Regions from separate parts of the Homo sapiens genome. Here region 2 is linked to region 1. A link is an interaction called in ENCODE POLR2A ChIA-PET data of the cell type or tissue named here. Cell type or tissue: OCI-LY7. All regions are shown on one strand. Links, peaks and the distances in the headings refer to the core of each region. The heading gives the core; the rest is flanking DNA.

Region 1 (7,864 bases), core at 3,235-5,734:
GAATTTGCCCGGGCAACGCCCGCCCTTCCTCTGCATCCTGATTGGTTGTTGTATCCAGGAAGTCCACGGTCGGCTTGGGTGCGCCAAAGGAATCCAAACCCCGCCTTTATTTGGCCTTCCTTACAAACTCAGTAAACTGTCAGTTTCTCATTCTTTAGTATTTTATCGCTTTCGGGAAGGAGATTTATTTCTAATTAGTTTTCGTTGGATAGAGCGTTTTTTTTTTTAAAGGGACCCTTTATGGCAACATAATCAGTTTTTTTTTTTTTGAGAAGGAGACTTCCTCTGTCGCCCAGACTGGAGTGCGGTGGCGCGATCTCAGCTCACTGCAGCCTCCGCCTCCCGGGTTCCAGCGATTCTCCTGCTTCACCCTTCCGTGTAGCTGGGATTACAGGCATGCGCCACCATGCCCGGATAATTTTTGTATTTTTAGTAGAGATGGGGTTTCACCATGTTGGCTAGGCTGGTCTCGAACTGACTTCAGGTGATCCACTAGCCTCAGCCTTAAAGTGCTAGGATTACAGGCATGAGCCATCAAGCCCGGCTACAACGGAATTTGAATGCTGTAGTTTTCAGCCTGAGAAAGATCAATGCTTTATTTCTGATTAGAATACTATTTTCCCTTTATGGTATATCTATATAAGCAAAGGCATTAGAAGCCTAAACAGGACAATTCGGGGCGTAATGAAGGCAGAAAGCTTGAGGACATTTATCCCAGACTCTTTTCTGAAACAAGTCAATTTCAATTTTAAAACTCCTTTCGTTAGTATTTTAAATACTGTTTTTGACTTTGCCTAGAAGAAGTGAGGAAAAACAAGTTCCCCCTTATTCAGGTTGTCACAAATGAGAACCAGTCACCCAACAAACGATGTTGCTCTAGGTTGTAACTTCAGTCATGTGTCTCTTAGGTAAAAATCCAAGGTCTATAAAGCATTTGGAAGCTCCCACTATGACTAGGTTTTGGTTTCAAAGGTAGTAATTGTATATAAACTTGAGTTACTATCTAGTTTATTTAAAATGGATCTAAATTTAGCACAGTAATAACATCTAAAACAATTAGTATTTTTGTTAAATCCACTATCAAATACACACGTTTCCCTTGTTGACTCAAGTCCTGTTTTTTTCAAAGCCCAGTTAAATATTGCCTGCTTTATGAAATTTCTTCTGTTTTTTTAGCTTTTTCTCGGACACTTGTCCAGCCTTTGAAAACTGTCTGTAGAGTTTCTAAAATATGTATCTCTCTGAATTGCTATCTGGTTTGTTGTATATATTTCTATGTAGAAAATATACACTCAAGTTCTTTTCCTTCACCATAATCATCCCGTACTAAGGATAACTGAACTGTTATCAATTCTGTGAATAAACAGAACTTAAATTACTTTTATGACATTATTGTTATGTTACATGGGCCTCTGACCCTCTCTATTAATCCAAATAGTCAGATGATAATTTCCAAGCTAAATAACTTGCTTCTTTGTCTTACAGGATATAGAAATCAGAATAAAAAGCAGGGTTTGTAAGAAAAGGAGGATTGCGACTGACTCATGGGTATATTGTCCAGCCACAGGTGAAAATTTGTAAAGGCTAGGTTTTCGAAAACTATACAAAGTTAAGTTGAAAAGAACCCAGCTAATTCTCCTGTTACTCAGAAGACTAAACTGCCTAAGGGGTAATGAAACAAATGATCACCTTATGGGTTATTTTCATCTTGCTGGTGTCCCCTTAATAAGGACAAAGAGTTAATACTTTGCTTGAAAAACTGAATGGGACTGGGCGGGGTGGCTCACGCCTGTAATCCCAGAACTTTGGGAGGCCAAGGCTGGTAGATCACTTGAGGTCAGGAGATCGAGAGCAGCCCCTGCCCCTGGGGGATGGTGAAACCCCGTCCCTACTAAAAATACAAAAATTAGCCTGATGTGCTGGTGGGACCCTGTAATCCCAGCTATTCGGGAGGCTGAGGCAGGAGAATCACTTGACCCCAGGAGGCATAGGTTGCAGTGAGCCGAGATCGTGTCAGTGCATTCCAGCCTGGGCAACAGAGGGGACTCCGTCTCAAAAAAAAAAAAAAAAAAAGAAGAAAAACTGAATGCTGCAAGTTCAACCCATTACTAACCAGTTCCTGAAGAATTGGCTTTTTTCCCTTTTTTTTCCTCTGGCTTTTTCCTTCATTTTAAAAAGGGGGATGTAACAGTGCCTCTTGAGCAAATAGTTTTGGTATACTTAGAACAATGTCCTGTACATAGTAAGCATTCAATATATGTTGGCTAATACTACTGATGCCGGTTGTAACAGTAGTATTAGAAACCGTAACTCAAGTATGTCCATAAATGGCAATAGGGAAAAGAATTGCTGCCACTCAGCACAATTTGGAGTATTGAATGTCATTGTTTACTTTTTCTAGAAGGAGAGTGACCTAAGACACTGATCTAAACTGAATGTACATGGCTAATGGTTTGGATAGACAGATTTTTTTAAGTGGGCAAAAGTGGAGGTTGTGTTGACTGGAAGCTTTGGGGAACAGTGATACGGATGAATTTCCCAGAATGGTCCCAGAGTATGAGAATAATATCCCACGTGAATGCTAACCTAAATTCCCACTCTTCAGAGGAGGCTATCAACAATCAGGTACACATCAACCATATGGCTGTCATGTAGTCTCTTTTCCTATCACCCCACTTATTGCCCAAGTGATTTACTTGTAAACTGTGACCAGGGTGGTAGGCAATGATAGAGGTGATACTTGAGTTCTGTAGTATAGACTTAGCTCACCAAGGCTGACCTCTGGATACTGCTGCTGCTAAGTGTCCCATATGTCAGGGGAAGTATTCTTGTATTCTTGCAAGTATTTTGTCATGGATGAGGCAGAGATTTGTCTTCACTGAGATAAACACTCTAGATTTCGATATGCTTCACTTTCTTACATGCTATTGCTAGCAGGACCATCTGTGAACTTACTGAACGCTTTATACCTCATATCTCAACATTTTTTGGACCCATTTCTATACATTATACAGAAAGGGTAAGGTAATGCATGGGTGACCATGAGACTCGGTAGTCCTAATGTGTACCACATTCCTTATAAGCAGAAGTCTGAATTTTTGGAAGACTCAGTTAAAGTGGCATGTAGTCATTTAGCACCCTCTTGAAGTACTGTTCAATTTTGGACGTTATAGATGAGCTGAATAGTGACTAAGAAAAAGCATAATTTCTTCTGTAGACAAAATGCATTCGTTAAAGAAAGGAGAGGTAGGAATGGAGTGGTACCTCTCATATTACACTTAATAATAGCCAACTCAAAAAAGTTATGCTTTTCATGTTTCCAACTCAGGGCTCCCTGCTGTTTTTTTTTGTTTTAGAAAAGGAGGAGTACATACTCCCACCAGTAGTCATGGAGATGCCTCTGTTTATTGATTTACCAAAAATGATTTATTTTTATATGAAGTTTAAAGCAGTTTAAATTACATTCATTTGCTGGCTTAGAGAACTGTGGGAAGTCTTGACTTAATGGGTGTTGGGCTTTTGGACTCCTCCTCTGTTTGTCAGTTTTCTTTTTGTTTCTGTTTCCCCCCCTTCCCCCACTCCTCCCCTCTCTTTTTAGGGGCATAGGCAAGGAGCTGTGACAGACAATTTGAGTGTTTTTAAAAATAGTCTCATAAAAAATATACCTTTGACTGGGTGCAGTGGCTCATGCATGTAATCCCAGCACTTTGGGAGGCTGAGGCAGGCACATCACGTAAGGTCAGGAGTTAGAGATCAGCCTGGCCAACATGGTGAAACCTGGTCTTTACTAAAAATACAAAAATAAGCCAGTCGTGATGGTGCGTGCCTGTAGTCCCAGCTACTTGGGAGCCTGAGGCAGGAAAATCACTTGAACTCGCAAGGCAGAGGTTGCAATGAGCTGAAATCGTGCTACTGCACTCCAGCCTGGGCAACAGAGAGAGACTCTGTCTCAAAAAAAAAAAAAAAAAAAAAAGAAAGAAAACAAAATATTTTTTCCCCAACACTTTTCAAAGAATGGTTTAAAAGCAATGACAATCCATGATCAGTGAGAATTCCCACCCAGATTATGGTCTCAATTCCTTTTTCAAAGGGCAGTCAGGCTACTTGGAGACTTGGGTAAATCTATGGATTTTAATACATTCAAGAGGAACAGCAATCAAATGCCATATTTGGATCTGGTGGGATCTCATTCAGACAAAATATAAAAATATTTGAGACAATTCAGGATTTTCTTTCTTTAAGGGCTAGGTATTGGATAATGTTACACATCATTTTTTAAATTTTCTTAGGTGTAAAATCTTAGCGTTTTTTCTTTATATCCATATCTGTTAGGATATTTGTGAAAATATTCATGATTAAAATCACATATTTGGGATTTCATGTTTCAGATATTTTTTAGACTCCCTCATCTGTCAGTGTGGGTGCGGATAATGAAACAAAATGGGCAAGATGTTGGTAATTGTTGAAGCCTGTGCGACGAGACTTGGGAAGTGCAGGATTCTCTATATTTTTGTGTCTGCTTCAGGATGTCCATGACCACTCCCTTTCCCCTCCAAAAAAAAAGTTAAAAAAAAAAAAGCTGGCCAAATCAGTGAACATATTTCGTTTTTGGTCAACAAAGGGCTACCCTGAGAGGAATCTACATGCAGAGAAGTTCAGGAGACTGAACTAACGGAACGTCAGGAAGCGCTGCGGGCTGGAGAGCTGCTGTTGGAACAGGGAGGAGTTCTCCGGGCCGCACCCTGCCTCCGTCCCGCAGGCGAGTTGAGAAGCGCTATCGCCATCTTGTGGCGATAATGGATGGGATAATGTAGCTAAAACTTTGTTTAGTTTTATGAGTTGAGAAGGGCTGTCGCCATCTTATGGCAATAACGGATAGGCTAATGTAGCCAAAACTTTGTTTCGTTTTATGATTTCGATTAGGCATTTCATTGCTACGGTTTAATAATTGAATATACAAGAAATACTATAAACCATCACATCCCCAACAGCCCCCAGCCGCCCAGTTCCCCCATCTACTTGGCAAAGATTCTCTTTTTGACCAAACTCTAGGCGGCTTCTTCTGAGCCCTCTTCTGGACTAGGTGGCCACCTTGGTCTATAAAGACCTGAACAAACCCGAACATAGTTACTAATAGCCCCGGTCTTCTCAAGTGCCTGCCTGAGAAAACTCAATTGATGCCGCCAAAGGAATTTACTGTTTGTTTCAGTCAACGTCTGAAGATAGGGCCCTCGTCTCCCAGGCTCTGGTAGGAGTGGAGCCTGATTTTGATATGTGCCAGTTATGAAACCCAGATGGTTCCCCACTGTCAGTGGTTACTAAATAAAATCTGTTTTCGTCATTTAAAGTAAGGCCTGGTGTTTTATCTTTGATATACTACAATTAACCACTTTTATTCGTTTCCTGTGTACCTGTCTGGAATATCTTTATACAAACACAAATAAACAAATGTGTCCCCTTTCATTCACATTTGCCCCCTTTCATTCAAATGACTGATGGTCACATGTTCTTCACAGGTTCTGTCTCTTGCTTTTCTCATTAACTGTCTTTCTTATTGCAGGTGGAGTGGCTGAAACTTCTCAGCAGGCGCATCTACACTAGTGACCTGAGGAGAGAAACCCTAACCCCACAATGGCTGCATCTTCTCTGAAGACGAGACTGATGCTCATCTTTGAAATGAAGGGCAGTGTGTGCATTTCTCCATGAAGGTATCCAGAAACAGCCATGCCAGAGCTGCTGTGGGGTGGCTGAACTGCTATTCCTTTTCTAGGGTGGGATCCCCACTCTTTGTAAGGAAGGATATTGGGGTCCTGACACTGGGAACTCATCTTGTCAGTGAGGCCTTCTTTAACTGCTGTCTTGTAATTGAGCCACCCCATCTGTGTTTCCTGTTCCAATTTAGGACTTTTTTTTTTTTATCATAATATAAAGATCTGAAATGCTATGTTTTCCTTATTCATTGGCTTATTATCTTTACTATCCCATCCTCCACACTAAAAGTTTTTTCGAGCTGGATTTGGGAGTTGTGGGGTAGGTTATATTTTGATCACTTGTATTTCCCAGCTTCTAGAACAGTGCCCAGCAAAGTACTTCTCTGAATAAATGAATAAAGTAATATTCCTCTGCTCTGCTGTTGCCAACTGGAATATCCTGAGGGAAATTTCTTTACTTTCCTCAGGGGATGATCCAGAAGATGAAAAACAAATTGTCATTCCATATAGTCCTCTTCTGAGTGTTTTTCAGTTTTGTTAAAACTCAGATTTTTTCTTTTTACCTGAATGTTTTTTTGTTAATGATTATTAGCATATACAGTATTTTCTTTTATGTACCAAAAAAAGGCAATTGATACAGTGCATGACTTGAAAATATACCTGCCTTCTCTGAGGCTCAAATTCAGGACTGTATTATTTGGAAAGCCTTGTTGGGTTGTGGCTCCCAAGAAATCATACCTAATTTCCCTTCTTTGAGAGCACTGATTTCTGAGTTTCCATTTCTCCTAGAAGAGAAACATTGGCTTGTAAGAATTTATGTATCATCAATGCTTCCTTTTCCATCCTGCACTTAGAAGGACCCAAGACTTGAGGGCTGCGCTGTCAACACTATTCCTTGCTCACCCTCTCTTTTGTTCTAATTATTTATGTCTTCCCGCCTTCAGAAATATCAGTTGCTCTTTCACCAGCCATTGTTTCCTCTCTGGCCCTAGTGCAGAGTAGGTGACGTAGTACAGCTGAAAGGATGAATGCTGGCAAACTTGTTTCTAGCCTAGATTTCTCCTTATTTTAAATCTGCACTTGCAACCACATGGCCTGAGACACTCCTCTTGAAAATATCACCAAAAGGACCTTATTATAAAAAGTCACCGCCATCTATTCAGGGCTATGTATTAGGGGACAATAAAGTGTAAGTCATGGCCAGGCACGGTGGCTAATGCCTCTAATCCCAGCACTTTGGGAGGCCGAGGTGGGTGGATCACGAGGTCAGGAGATTGAGGCCATCCTGGCTAACACGGTGAAACCCCATCTCTACTAAAAATACAAAAAATTAGCCGGGCGTGGTGGCGGGAGCCTGTAGTCCCAGCTACTTGGGAGGCTGAGGCAGAAGAATGACGTGAACCCAGGAAGCGGAGCTTGCACTGAGCCGAGATCACACCACTGCACTCCAGCCTGGGAGACATAGGAAGACTTTGTCTCAGAAAAAAAAAATTGAGTCATTTACATTGTTTTATTTTATCCAACTTAATATTTTTCACAAACAGTTATCATTATCCTCATTTTAGAGATGAAGCTGAGACTCAGAGTAGAAAACTTCCTTAAGTCACAAGATTGATAAGTGGCAAAGCCAGTACTAGAAAGCAGAATAGTTTTGATTCTGAAATGTGCTCCTTCTCACGTATCAGCTCCTGTTCCCTCCACATTCCTTGTCCGCATGTACCCAATGGTACACTTGACACATATTTACAAATTTGTGCATTCCCACCCATTAGATATACATCTCCACCTCCAATGACTTACCAACTCTTGTAGATTATTCCCACACATTTGCTTTCTTTTCATTCATTCCTTCATGCATTCGTGGCACATAGCATTATGGAGGAAATCCTGTGTCACATGTATTCACTGCTGACTTCAGAGGCTGAAGGAACATGGCCTAGCATCTGGGGCCCTTCCTTGTTTGAAAAGTTTCTGGTTTCTCCACTTCTAGGCTCGCCATCTTCCAACCTTCCTGACAGATAAGAAATACACTTCAAAGCTTAGTCTGAGAAAGCAACTTCTCTACTCAAAGTTTTTCAAAAGAGCTTGTATCCTTTTAGTCTGGGTTTTAAACCATTACTTGTTTCTATATACATTTTTCCAGATAAGTTTTT
Region 2 (5,182 bases), core at 2,683-5,182, 580 kb after region 1:
TGATCTTCCCAAGTAGGGATCCTTAATTGGGCAATCAGAGATAATGAACACTGCCTTCTCACACTTGCCCCACATTTCATTATCTGAAGATTTATCTGTTTTCAGACTATTTCAAGGACAGTGTTGGGGCACTAAACAAATTGGTGGCACTGTTTTGCCCTCTATTGAATTTAAATCTAACTCCTAAACTATCCTACTGCTTTTCTGCTTCTCATGAGCAAACATTTTGAGCACCATGACTTAAGAAAACAGGACCTCTGGACTTGCTACAAAGGTTTGGACTTCTGGCAAAGTGTTAGTTATAAAGGTTAGCACAGTCTTTCTTGTAGTAACAGTCCTCAGACAATTGATTTTTCCTTGTCTTTGGCCGTAAGTTACGTGATGGAAGAAAACAAAGTTGGCCCGTACGGGGATCGAACCCGCGACCTTGGCGTTATTAGCACCACGCTCTAACCAACTGAGCTAACCGGCCACCTGTCTCCAAGAAGTTTTAAAAACTGCATCAAGAATTTCATCAGTGTTTCGGAATGTTTTCATTTTTGTTATTCCCCTACGGGAGACCGGTGCACTAGAGCAGCCAAATTCGCCCGTGCTGAGCTGAGATTCATCCTTCTTTCGATATTTGTCCTATTTTTATCATCCTATGACTCACAGGACTAACAATAGCCCGTCTTCCCTCCCCTTTCCATGTTCTCAAGCCAAGATTATTTCTGCCCTAAAGGCAAACCATATACCACAAATAGGGCTCATTAATGGGTTCCGGGCAACTTTCCAGGTTGCTCCTCTTCTGTCATCTCCCCATTGGGCATGTTTTTCTGTGTTCTCAATTCCATTTGTTTCACATAGATAGTTCAAAATACTTCAAAGCAATCTTGTTCCCCGTGCTCCATATACAATTCTACATACAGTGGCTAAAAGAAAGCCATAAAAAGTTAAAGAAGTGGAGGATACAAAACACAATTATTTCACATTTTGAAATATAGTTTCTAATAGTATTGGGCAGATAGGATAAAACAACTTGGAGATGCCGGGGATCGAACCCGGGACCTCATACATGCGAAGCATGCGCTCTACCACTGAGCTACATCCCCTACCCTAAGAAACCGTTCTTTGTAGCTCTCCCTAGTTGTTTGTGAAAGATTTCTGCTACCACCCCACCGCCCCGCCGTCTCCGTCCTCCCATATCTGTCCCCGTCCCCATCTCTGTCCCCAAAATTCTAAGATTTGCGGACTGCTGAAACTAAATTCTCTTTTATTTGTCGAACAAAATCCTGAAATGGTTAATGGGGCAGCATCCATCAGTTTTCAAAGTGTGGAAAACCTTCCAGCCATCAGACATGCTTGTCAAATACTTAACCTACTGACCCAGGGATAGAACTATTGACAACTACCTGGAAATCTGACAAGAAAAAGGAGAGTGAGGACGCTTCTTCACAAACTTCTTTAATTTATTTTTCCTTTTTTAAGGAAAACCAAGGCAGGTGAAACCAAGAACTGCTAAATCAGTTTTCTCTATCTTTCGTCTCACAACAGCTTCCCTAAGTCCGTCGCCGAAAAGGTGATTCAATTACTCCCCTTTATGTGCACCAGCGTCAGATCAGGTTACTTTTGAAAATGTTTTGTTTGGGCCCAAGTTTAGAGAGAGGATTTGAGATATTTATCTGGGAAGCCTAGGAACTGAAGGCGAGCATTCTGTTAGTCCTTGACTGGACTGGATTATATGAATACATATATATGCGTGTAGAAAGATAGGTAGATGGGTAGGTGGGTAGATAGATAGATAGATGATAGATAGATAGATAGATAGATAGATAGATAGATAGATAGAATTTTGGGGGGATGTTAGTATGGATTTGTAATATGGTTAGACCTCGGTCTTAAAACGGACCCTCGTTATGGCTGAGCTTCTGTGCTGTTATTAGCAAGAATTTCTAAATTACCAGGTCCTTATTAAAATCGCAGCTGAACCTTCTAAAATCACCTTCTAGGTCAGATACATAGATTAATAAACCAGGGTTGATGCAGTTTGGACATTTTGTATGAAGCTTGGTAGCTCAGTCAGTATGGCCATGGACTTTTAATCTGAGGAACCAGGTTTCAAGTCCCTGTTCAGGTGTCGCTGTATTTCTCCTTTTTTATTTCCATTTCTTCATTTTTAACCCAATACGTACAGTATTCTTTCCTTATCAGCAGGAGATATGTTCCAAGACACACAGTGAATGCCTGAAACCTCGGATAGTACCATAGTATACTATGTTTTTTCGATCTGATAACCAGGATGAATACTAAGTGACTAAGATGTGGGGAGCGCATACCGCGTGGATAGTCTGGACAAAGGGATGATCCTCGGGCGGGTGGGAGATTTCATGACGCTACTGAGAAAGGGGAGTTATTTGAAACTTATGAATTTTTTATTTCTGGAATTTTCATTTAATATTTTTGGACCACGGTTGAAGGGGGTAACTGAGACAGCGGAAGGGAAACTATGGACAAGGCGGGAGAGGTTACTGCAGTTAGAGAGAGGAAGGTTAAGGTCAAGTCACGGGCTGATATCCCCGAATAAATGAAGGACTCTTGAGCTGACCATAGGTCTCATAACCTAGGAGCTGTTTAGAAAATAGATGGGCCTTTTGGAAAGGGAGCCACAGCGCACAAAGCTTTTCATCTGCAATAGGAGTAAAAGTTGCAATAACAATGGCTACAAGTTGTTAAAGGTTAAACTCTTTCTTGAAAAGCAACAAAAATGCACAGGCTCCCTCTTTTCTCTATTAGCGTGCTCCTTTCTGATCCCCTGCTTTCCTGATCCATGGGGTTGCCCAGGTAAACAGACGTGGTTCTTCACCCAGAACTTGGGCCTAGTGGCAGTAGCTTTCATTTTTTTGGTGGTGACCTACAATTTAGTTTAGTTTACATCGTAATTCAGTCATACATATGTAACAGAAACAAAAGTTGCATGAACTATTCCTTACTCTTAACACACACACTGCATTCTGATTATTTCTGATTCTAGTCTATTCTAACTGAAATTTAACATATCTTTCACTTACTAATACAGGTAACAAACCACAATTGAAAGAGAAGTAACTACGACTCTGTCATCAAGAAAAATCACATATTTTTGGCCGGGGGTGGTGGCTCATGCCTGTAATTCCAGCACTTTGGGAGGCCGAGGCGGGCGGATCACCAGGTCAGGAGATCAAGACCATCCTGGCTAATACGGTGAAACCCCGTCTCTACTAAAAATACAAAAACAAAATTGGTGGCGGGCACCTGTAGTCCCAGCTACTCGGGAGGCTGAGGCAGGAGAATGGCGTGAACCCGGGAGGCGGAGCTTGCAGTGAGCAGAGACCACGCCACTGCACTCCAGCCTAGGCGACAGAGGGAGACTCTGTCTAAAAAAAAAGAAAAGAAAAATCACATATTTTTGTATCACAATACAGTTGTTACAAATACCCAAGACAACTGTTTGAAAATTACAGCAGTCATAAGACGGGTCTTGATGTTTAATATTTAATGCATTAATGAGAAGCACACATTACTCTATGAAATTATTTTAATCGTTTGAAAACTGTTTTGTAGTACAATTGGCTTTCTTTAAAATCCTGTGTATTTTTTAAAAGCTTTTAAAAATACAATTTTGAAAAGGGCTCCATGGGCTTCATGCTGGGGCCAGAGGGCTCCCTGGGAGCTAAAAGATGAAGAAGCCGCGGAAATTCGCCATCTGGGAGGAGACCACCGTCGGGTGCCCGCCATCCCCTTCCGCCGGAACTCCACTAAAGAGGACTAGGTGTTAGCGCTGGCGCGGGAGGCCGGAGCAAGGTCTTTAAAGGTCTAAGGTGAAATTCCGGGTGGGAGCTCAGTCAAGCCTCCCCTACCCAACTGGGAATCAGTGCGCCAACCGGAGCACGCCCCCCAGGCGACACCGAGAGGCGCGGAACTCCCAAGCCTAGAGGGCGTCGGAAGTGCATCCCAGAGCGGAGCAGCCAGAGGGGCGGGGCGTCGCGGCGCTGGGGCCGCGCCCTCGGGTATCCAGAGTACGGCTCTTCCAGGCCATGTTGATGACCCAGGGTGGAAGCCATTGGAGAGTTTTGAGAGAAGAAGGAGGTATTTTTTTTTTTTTTTTTTGAGACGGAGTTCTCACTCTATCTCCCAGGCTGGAGTGCAGTGGCACGATCACGGCTCACCGCAACCGAGGGAGGTACATTTTAGCGGGATTTCTGTGAGAGGCATTCGAACCAGAGCGACTCCATTTTGAGTGAGGGCTAGGAAAACGAGGCCGGGACTTTTGCTGGGCTGCATTCCCAGAAAGTCAGGCATTCCTAGCCTCTAGATGTTTATGGTTAAGGGAACAAATTAATAATGTTTACTAAACAGACCCAGACTTGGGAGTGTCTAGATGTCCCCATATCTGGAGAACAAAGGCATTCCAAATTTTGCTTTAAAGATAATAATATCGATTCTTACAAAATATAATAAGAAAATTAATCCTTTATCACAGACCCTTGTAGCAGAGCACATCTCCCCATACTTACAGGTATGTATCTAGGGTGGACACTTTCCTCCGCGTTTCAGGAACACCCTACTCTGTCTATGGAGTAGCTGTACTTTCACTACTTAACTTTCTTAATAAACCTGCTTTTACTTTGCACTGCGGACTCGCCCTGAATTCTTTCTTGCGGGAGAGCCAAGAACCCTCCCTTGGGGTCTGGATCGGGACCCTTTTTCTGTAACACAACAACTATTGAGAAAAGAAGGTAGTGGTGCAAGAACAGATACAGAAAAATAAGTTTCCCTCCCTCTTCTTTCCAACTCTTCCATGCTCAGTGCCTCAGATGTGAGGGTCAGAAATTTGGTTATTAAAAACTCTAGGCCGGGCGTGGTGGCTCACGCCTGTAATCCCAGCACTTTGGGAGGCCGAGGCGGGTGGATCACGAGGTCAGGAGTTCGAGACCAGCCTGGCAAAAATGGTGAAACCCTGTCTCGACTAAAACAAATACAAAAGATTAGCCAGACATGGTGGCAGGCGCCTGTAATTCCAGCCACTCGGCAGGGTGAGACAAGAGAATCACTTGAACCCGGGAGGCGGAGGTTGCAGTGAGCTGAGATCGCGCTAATGCACTCCAGCCTGGGCGACAAGAGTGAAACTCCGTCTCAAAAAAACAAACAAGCAAACAAAAAAACC

What was found. ChIA-PET counts read pairs that join two places held together with the same protein. Peaks named below come from ENCODE experiments on the same cell type or tissue, not always from the same donor. Only the 100,000 strongest peaks of a DNase experiment are listed, where the experiment ranks them.
Region 2: POLR2A ChIA-PET joins it to region 1 with 8 read pairs; 6 of 35 experiments call an interaction of 5 or more read pairs at or near these places.

The regions. Positions count from the first base shown.
Region 1 is chr6:27,124,159-27,132,022 of GRCh38, reverse strand. No RefSeq gene overlaps it. Among named protein-coding and RNA genes, the nearest start is that of H2BC11, 4.7 kb to the left of the region's middle. RefSeq lists enhancers at 1-8, 3,465-3,624, 4,647-4,716, 4,927-4,976. In OCI-LY7, for the core only: CTCF peaks have their summits at 4,605 and 4,806 (motif pointing left); a DNase peak (open chromatin) is centred at 4,772; H3K4me3 peaks cover 1,361 bases; H3K27ac peaks cover 1,982 bases.
Region 2 is chr6:26,549,412-26,554,593 of GRCh38, reverse strand. TRA-CGC1-1 (tRNA-Ala (anticodon CGC) 1-1) reads right to left here and starts at 1,091; the gene lies at 1,020-1,091. TRI-AAT5-1 (tRNA-Ile (anticodon AAT) 5-1) reads right to left here and starts at 472; the gene lies at 399-472. RefSeq lists silencers at 406-495, 1,086-1,135, a cis regulatory region at 198-1,408 and enhancers at 3,676-3,725, 3,710-4,244, 4,504-5,182. In OCI-LY7, for the core only: no CTCF peak of the experiment used is centred there; a DNase peak (open chromatin) is centred at 3,753; H3K4me3 peaks cover 1,508 bases; H3K27ac peaks cover 911 bases.